Linked DNA regions of Homo sapiens: regions 2 and 3 are each linked to region 1. A link is a loop called in an ENCODE intact Hi-C map of the cell type or tissue named here. Cell type or tissue: PC-3. All regions are shown on one strand. Each heading gives the region's core, and the rest is flanking DNA. Links, peaks and the distances in the headings are about the cores only.

Region 1 (6,430 bases), core at 859-4,858:
GGCTGTAAAGCGTCTCAGGGTTGCTGCCGAACGAGCCATGAACTGGGCTGGGTTTTTATATTTGATGAAAAAGAGCCTAAACGCTTCTGATTTGGGATAAAGAAAAAGGAGCATTAACCTTGACTATGTCTTTAGCTCCAGCCACCTTTTTAAGAGTAAATTGCTGGGCAGGTGGGGGAGGGCTAGTCACGGAACGAAACTGTAAGCCGGACCAGGTGTGAGGAGGGGAGGTGATAAAAAGATTACAGGGTGGAGGAGTGGAGCCTGAGGAAGAATTGGGACCTAGCTTGGCGTGGAGAGGAGGGGAGAGGTCAGATGGGTTTGTAGAAAAGGAAGATTAGACACACTCAGCAACGCCTGGGGTTGGGACTGAGGGGACAGGTGGGAGGGAAAGAAGGAAGATTTGGGACGAGTTGCACTGGGCACAGAGACTAGGAAGGGACGGATGTGTAAAAGAATGCCTGGACATCAGGCACCTCAGACCATTTGCCCATTTTTTGACAAAAATTATTTAGGTCTTGTAGGATGGAGAAATCGAAAGTGCCATTTTCTGGCCATTTAGAGCCATTGTCAAGTTTGTATTGGGGCCAAGCGGTGTTGCAGAAGAAAATGAGGCATTTAGGTTTTAGGTCAGGTGTGAGTTGAAGAGGTTTTAAGTTCTTGAGCACACAGGCTAAGGGAGAAGGAGGAATGGAGGATGGAAGGTTGCCCATAGTGAAGGAAGCAAACCCAGAGAAAAGAGAGCGTAAAGACACGGAGGGAAGGGGTTTGGGGTTTCTTGCCCCCTAGAAAAGTGGGACTTGCTGCTAAGGGTGAAGGAGAAGGGGTTAAGGGGTACTTGCCCCTGCCCCAGGAAAGCAGGACTTGCCACTAAGGGTGAAGGAGAAGGGGTTGGGGGGTACTTGCCCCTGCCCCCTAGAAAAGCGGGACTTACCGCTAAGGGTGAAGGAGAAGGGGTTGAGGGGTACTTGCCCCTGCCCCAGAAAAGCAGAGAAGGGGTAGAGACAAGGAGAGAAGGGGTTGGGGTACTTGCCCTGTCCCCAGAAAAGCAGAGAAGGAGTAGAGACACGGAGAGAAGGGGTTGGGGTACTTGCCCTGTCCCCGGAAAAGCAGAGAAGGGGTAGAGACACGGAGAGAAGGGGTTGGGGTACTTGCCCCTTCCCCAGAAAAGCGGGACTTGCTGCTAAGGGTGAAGGACCAAGGCAGTTGTCCCTGCGTGGTCTGACACCCTTGAAACGTGGGTGTATAATCAGAGAGGCATCCCTGCAATGATTAAACACCAAGGGAAGGCTGCCTTCCCAGTCTGTGACCAGCGCCGGAGTTTTGGGTCCACGGATAAAACGTGTCTCTTTTGTCTCTACCAGAAAATGAAAGGAATTGAAATTAAGAGAAGGGAGAGATTGAAGTGTAGTGCCAAGATTGAAAGGAGAAAGTGGTTGAGGGATAGTGAGGGAAGTTGGAGAAGAGAGTAAAAAGAGGCTGCTTACCAGATTTGAAATTGGTGAGATGTTTCTTGGGCTCGTCGGTCTGAGGACCTGAGGTCGTAGGTGGATCTTTCTCAGGGAGCAAAGAGCAGGAGGACGGAGGATTGATCTCCCAAGGGAGGTCCCCCGATCCGAGTCATGGCACCAAATTTCATGTGCGTCCATGTGAAGAGACCACCAAACAGGCTTTGTGTGAGCAACATGGCTGTTTATTTCACCTGGGTGCAGGCGGGCTGAGTCCGAAAAGAGAGTCAGCAAAGGGAGATAGGGGTGGGGCCGTTTTATAGGATTTGGGAAGGTAATGGAAAATTACAGTCAAAGGGGGTTGTTCTCTGGTGGGCAGGGGTGGATCTCACAAAGTACATTCTCAAGGGTGGGGAGAATTACAAAGGACCTTCTTAAGGGTGGGGGAGATTACAAAGTACATTGATCAGTTAGGGTGGGGCAGGAACAAATCACAATGGTGGAATGTCATCAGTTAAGGTGGGGCAGGGCATATTCACTTCTTTTGTGATTCTTCAGTTACTTCAGGCCATCTGGGCGTATACATGCAAGTCACAGGGGATGCGATGGCTTGGCTTGGGCTCAGAGGCCTGACAATGACCTGCTCTGTATGTCCTCATGTAACATTATTGCCAACGAAATAGATGCTCTGAAATACAACTACTAACTTAAACTAACTCTGAAATGTTTCATCTCTGCTCTGATTCATGCCATAATTATTTTCAAACAGAGAGATAAGCAGAACTCCGAACTGTTAAATCCCTTAGAAAGCCCACAGCCCAGTGCACCCTTAAAGAAAGGGAAATAGAGCCGGGTACAGAGGCTCATGCCTGTAATCCCAGCACTTTGAGAGGCCGAGGCGGGAGGATCACGAGATCAAGAGATCGAGACCATTCTGGCCAACATGGTGAAACCCCCGTCTCTGCTGAAAATACAACAATTAGCTGGGTGTGGTGGCACGTGCCTGCAGTCCCAGCTACTTGGGAGGCTGAGGCAGGAGAATCGCTGGAATCCAGGAGGCAGAGGAGGTAGCAGTGAGCCGAGATCGCGCCACTGCACTCCAGCCTGGCGACAGAGCGAGACTCCGTCAAAAAAAAAAAAGGGAAATAGGATCTGATGAAAGTGTGTATTGGCCCCACATCAAGCAGCTATAATTCACAGAAGTAATGCTAGAAATGTTGCTGCCTGGCTTTTAGCCCAGCGAGGTTTCCAAACCTCTCTTTAATTACAACAGACCTACCTCAACATTCGGCCATGTAATCTGTAGCTCAAATGTCAACATCATTCTCAGCTAAGCCATGCAGTAGAGAAAGGCTCAATTATGTTTCTAAGCTTGGCTGCACCTTAGAATCACTTGGAAGCTTTGGAGAAAGAAATGCCTCTGAGTCCCACTATCAGAGACTTACTTAAGTGTTTTGAAATGCACCTGCGGAAATGTGAAATTTTAAAGGTTTCAGGTGATGCTAATATGCAGGTAAGTCCAAGAACTCTACGTATTCCTAGAAATGTGCGTTCCGTGGTCACCCATGATGCTTTTCGCATGGGCTATCACTATTTTTATGCGTGCATCGAGCATGATACTTTATGTAAGCGCGGGACATGTTAATATGCATTGTAAAAAGTTGCCTTGCTAATGTTCAATGCACATTTGCATAACCTCTTAGTGCCATCTTCATGGGGCATGCCATATCAGACAATGGCCAGCAGGTGGCGATGTTGATTTGAGTTGCTGAGAAGTGAAATTTTCCTTAAAAATCTGGCATCTTCAAGTGACCCCCTCAAGGGCTTTGCTTTGTTTTAACTACACCTGCCAACACCTGGAGAGGGTCAATTGTGCATAATGAGCGTTCATATGGAGGTGCCGAAACCACAACTTTGTCATGGTATTTGTTCAAACCATGCAAATGCTTCAATCATCTCTATTTGTTCAATGTTTAGGGTGCCATGAAAACATAAATATCTAAATGCAGTCTTTCCAGACAGATATTTGGTGATGGGCATTGATTCCAGAAAAGGGGCATTCTCCGAAAAGATGCTGAGGAGGAGAGCAAATATAGCTTTTGTGAAGAAATGTTTACCCGGGTGGGACAAAGAGAAGCACAATTGAGGCTGGAAGTTGAATCCAGCTGAAAAGAGATGCATTTAGCCTAATTAAGTTAATGGACCCTTCACTGAATTGAACAGAATTTTTAGTTCCTGTACATTAAAAAAATGGAACACCACCAAAAAAAAAAAAAAAAGATGGGAGAAAAGAATTAGATTTTCACCCATCAGAGATGAATTTGAAATGCTAATATGACCAGGTTAGAACTAGGAAAAAGACATAACTGGGAATATTTTTGGAGCATTCACTTAGTTCCCAGATTCAGTGAAGTGGTTATAGACAGCATTGTAAATCGTATTGGCTGGATTTTTCTTCCACACATAACAGTACAGGCATTAGACTATTAATTAAGTAACTCGTTCATTCATTGAAGCTAGATCGAGCACCTACTGTGTGGTAAAGACTGCATACTGTGTAGCCCTATGGAGACTAAAGGAGATTACTTTCAGTTCTTTCTGTAAGTTGTTCTTCCACCTCCGGTGCTAGATCTAAGGTCACCTACCCATCAGCTTGGTCTCTATCCCCTTCTCCATGTTAATAAATATTCCTGACATATAATAAATTTATGGACAGAAACTACAACTTCACTCAGACTAATTATTTTAAAGGATATGTCTATCTTTAAAAAACGCATTTGAACATTTTACTGAAAGCCAGCAATTTAAACTTAGTGTTTAAACAGATCAACTTGAAGCCCTTCTTTACAAAATAAAAAGTTTAGCCTTCTAGCTTAAACTTAGGATGTAGAAAGCTTGTAAGAAGATCATCGCTCCAACAATCACGGCAAAATCAAGGACACATCATAAACTAAATCTAAAGTTTCTTGAATCTGTCAGAAAACTCCAGTTTTAGGGTATGGTGGGTAATATTAGGTGTCAACTATTGAGGGACGCCTAGACAGCTGATAAAGTATTGTTTCTGGGTGTGTCTGTGAGGGTGTTGCCAGAGGAGATTGACATTGAGTCGGTGGGGTGGGAGAGGAAGACCCACCCTCAGTGTGGATGGGCACCATCTAATTGGCTACCAGTGTGGCTAAAGCAAAGCAGATGGTTAGAAGGTGGGAGAAGCTGGCTTGCTGGGTCTTCTGGCTTTCATCTCTCTCCCATGTTGGATGCTTCACTCTGTTCCTCCTGCCCTTGGACATGAGACTCCAGGTTCTTTGGCTTTTGGACTCTTATTTATTTATTATTTATTATTTATTATTATTATTATTATTATTTGAGATAGGGTCTCACTCCATCGCCCAGGCTGGAGTGCAGTGGTGTGATCTTGGCTCACTACAACCTCTGCCTTCTGGGTTCAAGCAATTCTCCTGACTCAGCCTCCCAAGTAACTGGGATTACAGGCACCCACCACTACACCAGACTAATTTTTGTATTTTTAATAGAGACAGGGTTTCATCATGTTGGCCAGGCTGGTCTTGAACTCTGGGCTCTGACCTCAAGCAATCCACCTGCCTTGGCCTCCCAAAGTGCTGGGATTACAGGTGTAAGCCACCGTGCCTGGCTGGTTTTTGGACTCTTGTACTTACACCAGTGGTTTGCCGGGGGCTCTTGGGCCTTTGGCCACAGACTGAAGGCTGAACTGTCAGTTTCTCTGCTTTTGAAGCTGTTGGACTTGGAATAAGCCACTACCAGTTTCTGTCTTTCCCAGCTTGCAGATGGCCTATGGTGGGGTGTCACCTTGTGATGGTGTGAGCCAATTCTCCCTAATAAACTCCCTTTCATATAGACATAGAACCTATTAGTTCTTTCCCTCTGGGGAACCCTGACGAATATATAGTGCAAACAATCAGGCTGAAATACAAGGAAAGGCAGGCGTTTCTAAGGTGAGATGGGATGTGTGTACATCTTACCTTGAACAGACACAGAAAACACACAAATGGATAAGACACATGTGGAGAAAGTCTTAAAGGGCTTGCTGAGGCTGACAGTGGACTAGCATAAAGTTGTAGGACCTCTGGGAGATGCAGCCACAAGAGGAATTTGCAGCTGTCACCGAGTCTTCACAAACTTTACCTGTTACCTACTAGGAAGACTGGGGACAAGTTGAGGGAACTGAAAAAGCCCCCAAGATGATGTCTTGGGAGAGTTGAACAGTAGTGGCAGAGACTCTTCTCCATGAGTCTCTTGTCCTCCATATCTTATGGGTGTGCTAAGTAAGAATGCCAGGTGCTGACCACTCTTTCCCTAGAGTATTTCTCAGGGTTGTGGCTCTACTACATGTTCGACCTTGAAGGAGCAGGTGACATCTTCCTCCAGGACAAAGAGCAGGCTCTGCTTATCGGGGGTTATGAAGTGGCCGACTTTTCCCAGGCTCTGTATCTCCCTCCTATAAGGCAGCCCATAGCAGGTGTAGGTTCCCATCCAAGTTCATCCTCAGCACCCCCTTGTGGTCCTGAGAAAAAGAAGCTGATGCTCTGGCAATGGCTTTGCTGGAAACAAGTCTCTAGTCTTAGACCTAAAAGTTCTGTGTCTTCTGCCAGCATCCATAGAATGGCAGCATTGCAGCAAGCTATTTTATTAACTTGCAAACAGGATATACTCCCAGACTCTTCATAGTTCTTGATGGGAAGTCACTCCTGGTTTGCAGTTTGCAGGTGGAACAAAAGTCTTCAGTTGCAGGAAATCCTGTGCAGCTGAAGATCCTCTGTAGCCTTAAGAAAATAATAATAATAGTTTTATTATGTGTTATACTATATATAATGAGTATTATATACAATATACACAGCTGACCCTGGAACAACATGAGTTTAAACTATGGGGATCCACTTATCAGTGGATTTCAGTAGGCTGCTAGCTAAGTTTTGGTGGAATTAAAAGCTATATGTGAACTATTT
Region 2 (6,430 bases), core at 1,241-5,240, 570 kb after region 1:
AGTCGCCAAACAAACCGTGGCCTATCCATACAGTGGAATATTATTCAACCTAAAAAAGGAAGGAGCCTCTGACACATGCTACCATGTAGATGAATATTTTATTATGCTAAATAAAATAAGAGAACAAATATTGCATGATCCCACTCACATAAAATATCTAGAATAGCCCTAATCATAGAGAGAAAATATAGGATAATGGTGACCAGGGTCTGGGGAGAGGGCAAATGGGGGAGTCATTGCTTAATAGCTGCAGCGTTTCTCTTTGGGGTAATGAAAGTGGTTTGAAAACAGTCTTGATGGTTGAGCAGCATTGTGAATGTAATTATTACCACTGAATTGTACACTTAAAATGGTTAAAAGAGCAAATTTAGGGTATACGTATATCTAGCACAATAAAATGTATAATTATCCTTAGCAATAAACAATCTTAGTGAGATCACATTTTCCCAGTTGTTCATGCATTATCATCTAGGTTCCACATTTTAAAATTTTGTTGCTTAAAACAAAGAAATATTTCTTTGTAATTTTTCTAATATAAGTGACTTAGGCTTTTATTTATTCCACTTATTTTTGTGACTGGTCCATCTCACAGCTACAATGCATCTTAAAACATCATCGTTTAATCTGACATGTCAGCTTTCTTAAAAATATTTTTAATATTTTATCGTTCCTCTTTTAAGAGATGTGTATTATTTTGGACATCGTTACGAAAAGTAATTTCTGCATATTTCTGACAGCAGGCCATTTAATGTCACATTCTTCTTTTTGTCTGTCTTATCACTTGAGCACAATAGATCAGGATTCTAGTCTGTGGATATTTCGAGATGAAGAGAAAATATCATTTCTAAGGAAAGATAAAATTTTAACACCATAAATATTTTCATCACAATACCATCTTTTTGCATTCACCTACATTGTGATTAATGTAGAACATACCTGATTATAAAAACACATTTATTAAATTCAAATAATAACTACCTTCCTTTCACGTAAGGATTATACTTTAGAATTTAATATTCTTAACTATACTACTGATACATTCTAAATGCAAAAGACAAAATATAAAAAGTGAAATTCAATACAATTGCAGATGCCTTTTAATATTAGCGTAATAATCTTATATGTTCATTTCCATTATTTGAGCAAGAGTTTTGTTTTTCTCTTATTTATTTCCTAATTAAAGAAGAAACACTAGATTGCTACAAAATTTTTAAGGAATGAATGGATATCGAGAATTGTTTAAATAATGTATTTACAGTATCTCCTCTAAATAATACATTGGGATTATTTGGACCTTGTATTACTCTTAGGGCTACTGTAACAAAGGACGACCGACTAAGCAGCTTAAACAACAGACATTTATCCTCCTGGAGTTCTGGAGGCTGAAAGTCCGAGATCAAGGTGTGGGCAGGGCTGGTTCCTCCTGAGGCCTGTCTCATTATCTTGTAGACACTGTCTTCTCCCCGTGTCTTCACAGGGTCGTCCCTCTGTGTGGGTCTGTGTCCTCATCTCCTCTTCTTATGAGGTGTCTTAGGTCCATTTCAGGCTGCTATAATAGAACACATAGACTGGGTGGCTTATAAACAACAGACATTGATTCTCTCACAGCCCTGGAGGCTGGAAGACTGAGATCAAGGTGTGGGCAGGGCTGGTTACTCCTGAGGCCTCTCTCCTGGGCTTGTAGATGCCGTCTTCTCCCTGAGTCCTCACCTGTTTGTACCTCTGTGTGTGTCTGTAACCTCATCTCCTCTTCTTACAAGGACACCAGTGCTACTGGATCAGAGCTCACCTTAGTGATCTCCCTGTACCTTAATCACCTCTTTAAAGACCCTGTCTTCAGCGTGACCAACATGGAGAAACCCCGTCTCTACTAAAAATACAAAATTAGCTGGGCATGGTGGTGAGTGCCTGTAATCCCAGTTACTTGGGAGGCTGAGGCAGGAGAATCGCTTGAATCCAGGAGGTTGTTGCTGTGAGCCGAGATTGCGCCATTGCACTCCAGCCTGGGCAACAAGAGTGAAACTCTGTCTCAAAAAATCAAAAAACAAAAAACCCTGTCTTTAAAAATAGTCACATTCTGAGGTCCTAGGGGTTAAAGCTTGGACATACAAATTTTGAGGGGATAGGCAGAATTCAGAGCATAACAAAGAAAAATTCACACATTATAAATAATTTGTAGAATGACAGGATTATAATATGATCTTTTTGACTTGATTTGCAGGGATGTCACAGAGACACATAAGCTTGTGTATGCACATACACACTCACACACATACATATAATTTGTGCACATGCACACACACATCCATATCATCCATGCAGTGCTACAAAATTTTGCTTTTTCATTTTCATATACAAGAAGCAAAGGATATTCATGTTCAGCAATTTTTGACAGACAGTCTGTCCCATGCTGTTGTGCACTTTAAAAGCACACACAGAAAGAGCAATTTGAGGTTCTCAGATGCTTGACCCACTTCTACTCACTAGGATGGACTCATCTGTAGATGTTGCAGAACTGTGGTGCATAGCGGTGCATGAGCACACCACTCAAATCCCTTATCTCCACTCTCCGAGCCCGTGTGCTCATGACATCATACTTGGTGCATTTCACAAACCACTTCCAAAGTATTTCCCTAATCCAGGTGTCCAAGAAATATGTGCTGGGCCCTTCTGCAGTTCTGTGCCACGCACTGTGTTGTAGCTCAGTGATTTACTGACTTAAAATTTTAAATAAAACCACCATCTTCATAGCTAAAGCCAAGTTATTTATCACTATTTTCTAGTGAACTTTAACATAGAACATGTTCTAGAGTTTCCTCAGCTTAGCAACCATCGCTTGTTTTTATACAAATTCAAAAGCAGACACTAAATCGGTGAACAGTGGGAAAACACGTTTCTTTTGCAACATATTGATTTCGACATCAACAAAATAAAATAAACAAAAACATCTATTAAGTCACAGGGAATTGGATCCACACGTTTTATCTCTGCCCACTTCAACCACACAAAATGTCTATCCATCATCTATCTATCTAGCATTTTTGTTTTATTTTATTTTTTAAGGAAAAGAGGTGCACATTTTATTTTACTTATTTATTTTTCTTTTAACTTTCATTTTAGGTTCAGGGGTCTATGTGCATGTTTGTTTTATAGGGAAACTCTGGGGCCTACTTGAGATTGGAGGGTGGGAGAAAGGAAATATCTAGCATTTTTCTGTCTATTAAGTTTATTTTACCAAGTCCCAACAATTATCAGGATTTTGCCAGTTTTATTCCATCTTTTCCATCTGTTTCCGTTTCCCGCAAGCTAACTCCCCAAGTATATTAAGGTAATATATGTATTTAATATTACATCTGAGACACAACATCACTTCACCTGTGTATAATGCACAGCGAATCTGCAATAGATAGAAGGTGATGTTGTTGTCTTTTGAACAACATTGCCATCTACAGGCAGGGTCAATATACACTATATAAGACAGAAAAATCATCCCCCAAATCAGAATTATAAGCGTGTTATTTAAGCATTTAATAATCACTATCACATCATTGCACGCTGCTTACTCAAACCTGTGAAGCAGCAAAAATGGTCTATAATTGTCTATAATTAAATGACCAAGTCAAGGACGTTCCTGCTCTGGGTGATTCTCTGCTTCCTAGATTGGCAGAGCCATTAAATACATTGGACAAATTGAGGGTGCAAAAAAGCTGTACACTGCTCCCGAAACATGCAAAAATGGGATGCTGTCCAAACACAGCGATTTGAACCTGGTTTTTCTTTGTTTATCTTTTTTTTTCTTTTTTCTTCTTTCTTTTTTTTTTTTGCTAAAGCATTCATTTTCTTTTGTTAAGTACGTTATTAAAATGTTTTTAAAATAGGCACTGGTATCTTTTGTGGTGGACCTCGATTACTCAAACTATTACATACAAATACATTGCATTTACATTTGAGGTTTAAATGTATTATTAAAGGAATTTGTGGACCAGCAATTTGGGATCATTTGGGAAAATTTATCATAACAACTCTAGATAAATGAGTTGGAAACCGTAGAGATGCAGTTTCTCTGCCTGGGATGTGCAAAGAACAGATGTCTGTAATTCCTGCAATTTTACTAATAATTTGGTGATTTGTATGTTTTTGACTTCTATATCCTAGATGAAGAGACAATTGCAATAATCATGCCTAATGGTGAGGAGGAAAATTATCAACGGTGGTTACTTTTCATTCTCTCTTTAAAGTTTTGTTGTTGCTGTTGTTCGCTTGTTTGTTTGTTTTGAGACGGTCTTGCTCTGTGGCCCAGGCTGGAGTGCAATGGCACGATCTCAGCTCACTGTAGCCTCTACTTCCTGGGTTCAAGTGATTCTCCTGCCTCAGCCTCCTGAGTAGCTGGGATTATAGGCACACACCACTACACCTGGCTAAGTTTTTTGTGTTTTTTAGTAGAGACAAGGTTTCACCATGTTGGCCAGGCTAGTCTCCAGCTCCTGACCCCTGGTGATACACCCACCTGGGCCGCCCAAAGTGCTGAGATTACAGGCATGAGCCACCGTGCTGAGCCTTCTCTGCAAAGTTTTAAAGTAAAACGTGGGAATGATGAACAATTTTTTAAAACAGCGTAAGTTGCAGGATACTACAATAGATGTAATCAGAATCTATGTCATTGAGTTTTCTGTGGTAATTAAATAAACAAAAAGTATGTGCAAGGCATGTATTTCTGATATCAAACCCAATATGAATACTATGCAGCCATACAAAAGAACAAGATCATGTTCTTCGCAGGAGTGTGCCTGGACCTGGAGGCCATTATCCTTATGCAGCCATAAAAAAGAAGGAGATCATATCCTTTGTAGGAACATGAATGGAGCCTGTAAACCATTATCCTTAGCAAAGTAACACAGGAACAGAAAACCAAATTCTGCATGTTCTCACTTATAAGTGGGAGCTACATAATGAGAACACATGGACACATAGAGTGGAACAACAGACATTGGGGCCTATTGGAGGGTGGAGGGTGGGAGGAGGGAGAGGATTAGGAAAAACAACTAATGTGTACTAAGCTTAATACCTGGGTGATGAAATAATCTGTATAAAAAACCCCCATAACACAAGTTTACCTGTGTAACAAACCTGCACATGCACCCCTGAACTTCAAAGTTAAACAAAAAGTACTATATTGTTAATGAGAATGCAGGTATTTCCTATTTCCCAAATCCTGTTTCGTGAAAAATATGTTAAATATTACATGATATTGAGATTAATTTGCCAGTGGTAATACAGCAATGTTTTAAAAGTTTTTACAGGAAAGTCTCCATTTGTAACTCACTCATTGGTGTTTAGAAGGTCATTCCCACTGAAAAGCCCACCTCTGGACCTGTCCTAATCTTGCTGGCATAGAGGTTAAATTGGGAAATAGAAAGTACCCAGATATTTCTTTCTCTATTGTGGAATTTGGAATGGGTTGGTTACAGAATTGAAAGTAAATTGAAAACTAGCACATGGAAAGTTTATTAAAGCATTTGACAATGAACAATAGAAGTTTGAAATGGGGAGTCTGGGAGCAGATAGAGAAGGATGGAAAGATGGGAGGATGGGCCTGGATGGGCCTTCTCTACTTGTTAGAAAAGATTTGTGTTCAATTATATTATTTTGGTAATAATGCTAAAAGTGGGTATGATCTGGGGAAAGATATGGAAACAGGCAAACAGGATGAAGGAGAAAATATTACTACCAACATCATAAAAATAAGTGAAGTCTGCTGTTGAGCTTTATTTACTAAAAGTTACTAAAATAGGAAAAAACTTAAAAATAAAATTTATATTGTACGTTTTCTTTCTTTTTTTTAACTTTTAGGTTCACGGGTACATGTGGAGGTTTGTTACACAGGTAAAAGTGTGTCATGGGGTTTGTTGTACAGATTATTTCATCAGCCAGGTATCACCCTAGTACCCATTAATATCCTGAGCCTCTCCCTCCTCAACCTTCCACCCTCCGATGGCCCCAGTGTGTGTTGTTCACCCCCATGTGTCCATGTGTTCTCATCATTCAGCTCCCACTTAAAAGTGACAACAGGCAGCATTTGGTTTTCTGTTCCTGTGTTAGTTTGCTAAGGATAATGGCCTTCCGCTCCATCCATGTTTCTGCAAAGGATATGATCTCATTCTTTTTTATGGCTGCATAGTGTTCCATGGTGTGTGTATGTGTGTGTGTGTGTGTGTGTGTGTGTGTGTGTATATGTTTTCAGTATGCATCTTCATGCAGATCTTTCAAAGAAACTGATTTCACAGACCACCATCAATGGTGGCCACTGGAGATCAATACTGGCCAAACTTTGGAAATAAAATAGTAATGGAACTTAGAACCTAGCTATATATGAGTTTGCTAGGGCTGCCATAACAAAGTCCCACAGACTGTGCAGCCTAAACTCTCTGTC
Region 3 (6,430 bases), core at 1,241-5,240, 280 kb before region 1:
AAGTGACCAGGGAGACCATGGGGCAGGAAGTAATTCATCAACTAATTTTTCAGTATAGGCAAAATGGGTCGATTTGGGGAAAAGGGATGCCTGCTTAAAAAACATGCATCCACAATAAAGAGAAAAATATGGTCTGTAACTTTTAAGAGATTGATTTATACTCCACTTGGGTAGATGGTAGATATATATCAGAACACTGTACGGTTAAACCTCTCTTATTCATTTTGGATTTAAAAGCACATGATTTGTAAACAGACTTCTAGAATTTAATCTGATTTCTATCCACTTCTACCTACAAATCTGAGGAGTGAGAAGACTTTTTCTGGAGATGATGTTTATCAGACCATGATAAGGAGAGCAAATAGCTGTGATTAACCAAGGGCCAACAGTTAGCTCTGGGAAGAATGGTCTTGGACGTAACTATTCCAACCACAAATAATACTTGCTTCATTGTCATAATATTGGGATATTAATTTTCTCTTCTTTGAGCACGCTTTTTTTTTTTTTTTAGGCAGGCATCCCTTTTCCCCAAATTGATTCATTTTCTCTACACTGAAACATTCGTTGATGAATTACTTCCTGCCCCCGTGGTCTCACAATTCAAATTTCTGCGCTTTGGCCTATGATGAGAAGTAAGAGTTTTCACTTGTCCATCTGAGAAGCCACATCTCTTCTTGCCATTCTGATTTATGAAAATCCCCAACATGAAGAAGACTAAACTGGCTGGGAGACTTCTTACTACGTGCTGTTTATAAACTGAGGCTGCAGGCATTTGAGCATAAGGCCACTCTGTTCATTTTATTGAATTTATCGGACTTCCCGAGCTCCTACTTTTCATGGTGGAAGCCCAGTCGTCATATCGCAGGTGGAAGGAAAACATTTTATGGACAGGAATAATGACTTAAAATCTGAACCCAGTGACCTGCTTGACTCAAGACTGGAGGAAGGTCAGACACACTTTCTTCTTATTTAGCTTCTCTGATCAGCAAGGCTGACAGGTCACTTGTGAACTGTGGCTCTTACCTAGTTGTTACGGCCTGGCCACGTCAGGAGGTTATGGGGGAAGTTAACTATAATCAGCATCACTTGTCTTCGATAACCACTTAAGAGACTTTGAGTTTTACTTTCTGGTACACAGCCGGAAACTTAATTAGTCTTTTATTTGAAAACATTATAATAAAATTAAGCAATAAATGTGTCACAAATGACTTTGTAAGTTAAAAACTAAGAGGTTCTTGAAAACTTTATGAGAAGGAAGATGGACAAAAGTGGGAAATGCAGATATGTATCTGAATCCTTAAATGTAGGTGATGAGGGCAGAGTGATGAGGGCAGGTAGGTTTGAGTAAAATATAAGAGATTGTAATAATATAAGTATATTATAGTCAAATGTAATACTGCAAAATAGTATAACATAATACCATATATAATAATATAGTATAATATAATATAATGTAAATTCAACTATATTGTTAAAAGCTGATATCTTGGCAGGCAATTATCTAGGTACTAAAGGTAAAAGAATAAACTAGAAAGACAAAAATCTCATCGCACATCATTAGTATAATACATACTATATACTATCATTAGTATAATACATACAACATACTATATTATTATAATACAGTATATAGTACATATTTTATATAATATTATATAATTATATATTATTATTATATAATATATATAAATAATATAATAATATATAGTATAATGTAGCATAATATATAGTATATATAGCATATACTCTACCATATTATTATAGTATATGCTATATATACTATACTATATATACTATACTATGGCAAAACCCTGTCTTTACAAAAACTATATACTATATTGTAATATATATTATATATTATATATTATGCTATATATGCCATACAGTGTACATAGCATATACTACATAATATTTAGCAATAATATGATCACCTTTGTAATCCCAGCACTTTGGGAGGCAGAGGCTAGAGATAGATATACATTATATTATATATATATTATATATTATATAGTATATAGTATATATAATATAATAGCATATATGATATATAATATATTATATATTATATATAATATATAACATAATAGTATATATAATATATAAATTTATAAATAATATATTATTATTTAGTATATGCTATGTATACTATATTATAATAATATAGTATAATATATAGGCTTATAATAATATAGTATAATATATAGTATATTATAATAATATAGTATAATATATAGTATATTATAATAATATAGTATAATATATAGTATATTATAATAATATAGTATAATATATAGTATATTATAATAATATAGTATAATATATAGTATATTATAATAATATAGTATAATATATAGTATATTATAATAATATAGTATAATATATAGTATATTATAATAATATAGTATAATATATAGTATATTATAATAATATAGCATAATATATAGTATATTATAATAATATAGTATAATATAGTATAAATTTGGCTATATTGTTAAATGCTGATATTTTGACAGGCAATTATACAGGCACTAAAGATAAAAGAATAAAGTAAGAAGACAAAAATCTCATCACTCAACATTAACTTCTGGATTTCATAAGAAACAATAAAAGTAGATATATTAAATGATTGACTGCCATATGCTAGAAAGTGATAAATGCACAAAAGAGAAAAAGCAAAGAAGGATAAAAGGATTTTGAGTGCAGAAGAGCATAGAATTTTGTAATATGAAATAATGTCCTCTGCAATTCTTTATGTCTCTAGGAGATTTTTTGAATTGTTTGCTTGAAACGCGTTTGTTTGTGAGCAGTTCTTGTTGATGTTTGCATGTACTAGATCTGCACTATATACAAGAAATGCAGAGATGAACGGACATCTATACTTTTGGCTTTTACAGATGCACAGTGTATTTTAGCTGTTCTATTAGGAGACATCCTGCTACTTTTTTTTTTTTGAGTCAGGGTCTTGCTCTGTTGCTCAGGCTAGAGTGCAGTGTCATGATAGCTCACTGTACCCTCAAACTTCCAGGCTCAAGCAATCCTCCCACTTCAGCCTCCCAAGTAGCTGGGACTATAGATGCACACAACCATGCCCAGTTAATTTTTTATATATATAGATATATATATATTTTTTTTTGTAGAGATGGGAGCTCACTTTGTAGTCCAGGCTGGTCTCGAACTTCTGGCTTCAAGCAATTCTCTAGCCTCTGCTTCCCAAAGTGCTGGGATTGCAAGCATAAGCCACTGCGCCCAGCCCTCTGGCTGCTTTTAATGCTAATAATGATATACAAGAGAGCATTCCGGACAAGATGGCACAGCAGTATAAGCACTGACTTACTCCCCACCACCACACAAGACACAAAGCAAGACTAATAAAATGCAGAAGATTCCATTCCAGAAAAAATACACTCCAAAAAGAAAGAAAGAAAGGAAGAAAGGCATTTTAGAGAGTTGGTTGGATGCCCTGGGCTTTCTTGACTTTGGATCAGAAGACAGGTAGAGGGTGCTGGAGGTCTGTTGATGTCGTGGCTAAGTTCTAAATGTCTTTCAGGACAAATAGGGAAAAAAGCCAGGATGCAGTGTAAAACCAATATCTGTGATGAAAACGGTTCTCACAACCCTGAGAAAGGGGGCAAAAAATCAAAATAGAGTTTGATTTGAAAATAGCATGAAAACATTGTTTCATTCTAAGTGAAAGAAGCCAGACAGAAAAGGTCAGATATTACATGATTCCTTTTATAAAAACTCTCCAGAATAGGTAAATTCATACAGTCAGGAAGAGGTTTGGTGGTTGCCTGGATAATTGCCTGTCAAAATATCAGCATTAAACAATATAGTCAAATTTATATTATATCATATTATTATAATATAGTATACAGGGGCTGAGGGAGAGGTTATTGGGAAGTGGCTACTTAATGGGCTCAGGGTTTTCTTTTGGGGTGATAAAAATATTTTGGAACTAGACAGAGGTGATTGTGCAACATTGTAAATGTTCTAAATGTCACTGAACTATACACTTTAAAATATTTAATTTTATGACAGTGAGTTTCACCTCAAAAATAATTTTGAAAAAGGAGGCAAACACATCTTTTTTGAGCTGCACAGGTGCTACGATTTTAAGCATGACGTGATGCTACAGAGAGAGGAAAATCAAAAACCAGCTTCACAATGAGGACTCAAAGAAAAGTGTGCTGTGTGGAAGGCTGAAAGTGAGACACTGCAACTGCGATGTCATTACAAGACGTGGTTTTTGCTCTTTTTTATGGCTGTGTAGTATTCCATGGTGTATGTGCACCACATTTTCTTTATCCAATCCGCCTTTGATGGGCATCTAGGTTGATTCCATGTCTTTGCTATCCTGTCCTTTGCAGCACCATGGATGGAGCTGGAGGCCAGGGTGCGTCTCCATGTGCAGGTTTCTTAGACCCCTGAAACTGAAATAAAATTACAAAAAAAGACCTGGTTTTCGACCTGGAGTGGGTGGGCAGGGGCAACCACATTAGGCAAGCATGGAGATGGGGAATACAAATTGAGCTGTCCATGTTCTCACTTATAAGTGGGAGCTAAACATTGAGTACATATGGAAAAAAAGAGGGGAACAACAGATGCTGGGGACTAGTTGAGGGTGGAGGGAGGAAGAAGGGTAAGAATAAAAAAATGCCTATTGAGTACTATACTTATTACCTGGGTCATGAAATAATCTGTACATCAAGCCCCTGTGACACTCAATTTACCTATCTAAGAAATTCTTACCCTTCTTCCTCTCCTCAACTAGTCTGGCAACTTCACATGGGAAGTGGTTTGGGGCTCAGCTGAAGGAACATGAAAGAGGCTTTTATAGGATGAAGGCAGGAGCGGAGCATTAAAAAAAATGTGATTGGTTAAAGCTGAAGCATTGACCTTATTTGGACTATCTCTGTAGAAAGTTTGAGACAATATAACCAGTGCTCAGCTGGCCATTTATGACTGGCTGAGCTAAAGTTTTGTTTTCCTATAAATTAGCCACTTAGAGGAAATGAACAATTACAACAAATATATAAATCTACATCTGACAAATTATGAAAAGAAATGTCTAAATCCACGTCTGACCTAGAAAATTTCCAAATGAAGGATGAAAGCTTTTGGTTTGCTTCCATAGAACCTAGTGCATCAGAACCATTTCAGTTTAATAACCTCTCATTTAGCTGTTTTAATACTCCCCATCAACACAAAACAGTGAATAAGAAATGCAAAGTCTATAAATAAATATAATTCTAGGAATGACAGCATCAAAAATCAGTGTTGAGACCTAAAATAACTCAAGGCAAAGAGATCTTCTTATTAAAAATATTGAAGAAGTCCTTAAGTATATTTATAATAGTCAAAATAATAAAGACCAGCACTTTGGGAGGTGGAGGGGAGCAGATCACCTGAGGTCAGGAGTTCGAGGCCAGCCTGGCCAACACGGTGAAACCCCGTCTCTACTAAAAGTACAAAAATTAGTTGGGTGTGGTGGCAGATGCCTGCAATCCCAGGTACTCGGGAGGTTGAGGCATGAGAATTGCTTGAACCTGGGAGGTGGAGGTTGCAGTGAGCCGAGATTACACCACTGCACTCCAGCCTGGGTGACACAGCGAGACTCCATCTCAAAAAAATAAAAACAAAATAATAATAATAATAATAATAATAATAGAGAAATGTTATCCACTAAAAAGATATATATGAAATCAAAACTTGATTAAATTAAGCAGAACTGATGGTTATGGAAATTCTTGTGAAGTAAAAATGCAGTCATTTATATAAAACCATATATATATTCAAAACAAATTCTACATCAGATATAACTGAAGCAAAAACTAGTGAATTAGAAGATATTCCTAAGAAAGAGACTCAAGGGATACCACAAAAAAGACACAGAAGTTAAAATATGAAACAGTGAATTCAAGAAATGGTGAGGAAATTGAGTTTCCATGATCTATATAAATATTTGAAATTTCCAAAATGATGAAATGAATGTGACAAGGCAATGTTTAGAAATATAATTACTAATAATCTTCTAGAATTGAAGAAAGGTCCAAAATTCAGATTAAAAGTGAAATGAGTCAGGAACAAAGTTTAAACGCTGCATGTTCGCACTCATATGTGGAAGCTAAAAAAAGTTGCTCTCATAGAAGTGGAAAGTAGAAGAGATGATAGTGAGGCCAGGAGGGTAGGGGGACGAAGGGAATTGGGAGAGATTTGTTGAAGAATACAAAACTACATCCAGATAGGAGGAATAAGTTCTAGTGTTCTATACCACAGCAGGGTGACTATAGTTAACAATCATATATTATGTAGTTCCAAATAGTTACAAGGATGTTTTCAACACAAAGAATAATCAATAAATTTTGAGATGATGGATTTGCTAATTATCCTAGACTAATCACTAGACGTTGTATGTATCAAAACATCACTG

What was found. Peaks named below come from ENCODE experiments on the same cell type or tissue, not always from the same donor. Only the 100,000 strongest peaks of a DNase experiment are listed, where the experiment ranks them.
Region 2: it touches region 1 in a loop (14-fold over the local background); 51 of 110 quality-filtered maps call a loop at or near these places.
Region 3: a loop joins it to region 1, with 13 times the contacts of the local background. A loop is called at or near these places in 4 of 110 quality-filtered maps.

What each region holds. Positions count from the first base shown.
Region 1 is chrX:4,544,238-4,550,667 of GRCh38, forward strand. No RefSeq gene overlaps it. Among named protein-coding and RNA genes, the nearest start is that of FAM239C, 610 kb to the left of the region's middle. RefSeq lists an enhancer at 1,506-2,705. In PC-3, for the core only: a CTCF peak has its summit at 3,184 (motif pointing right); DNase peaks (open chromatin) are centred at 2,139 and 3,194; H3K4me3 peaks cover 1,218 bases; H3K27ac peaks cover 1,454 bases.
Region 2 is chrX:5,109,888-5,116,317 of GRCh38, forward strand. No RefSeq gene overlaps it. Among named protein-coding and RNA genes, the nearest start is that of LINC03070, 610 kb to the right of the region's middle. In PC-3, for the core only: a CTCF peak has its summit at 3,455 (motif pointing left); no DNase peak of the experiment used is centred there.
Region 3 is chrX:4,265,375-4,271,804 of GRCh38, forward strand. No RefSeq gene overlaps it. Among named protein-coding and RNA genes, the nearest start is that of FAM239C, 330 kb to the left of the region's middle. In PC-3, for the core only: a CTCF peak has its summit at 3,493; no DNase peak of the experiment used is centred there.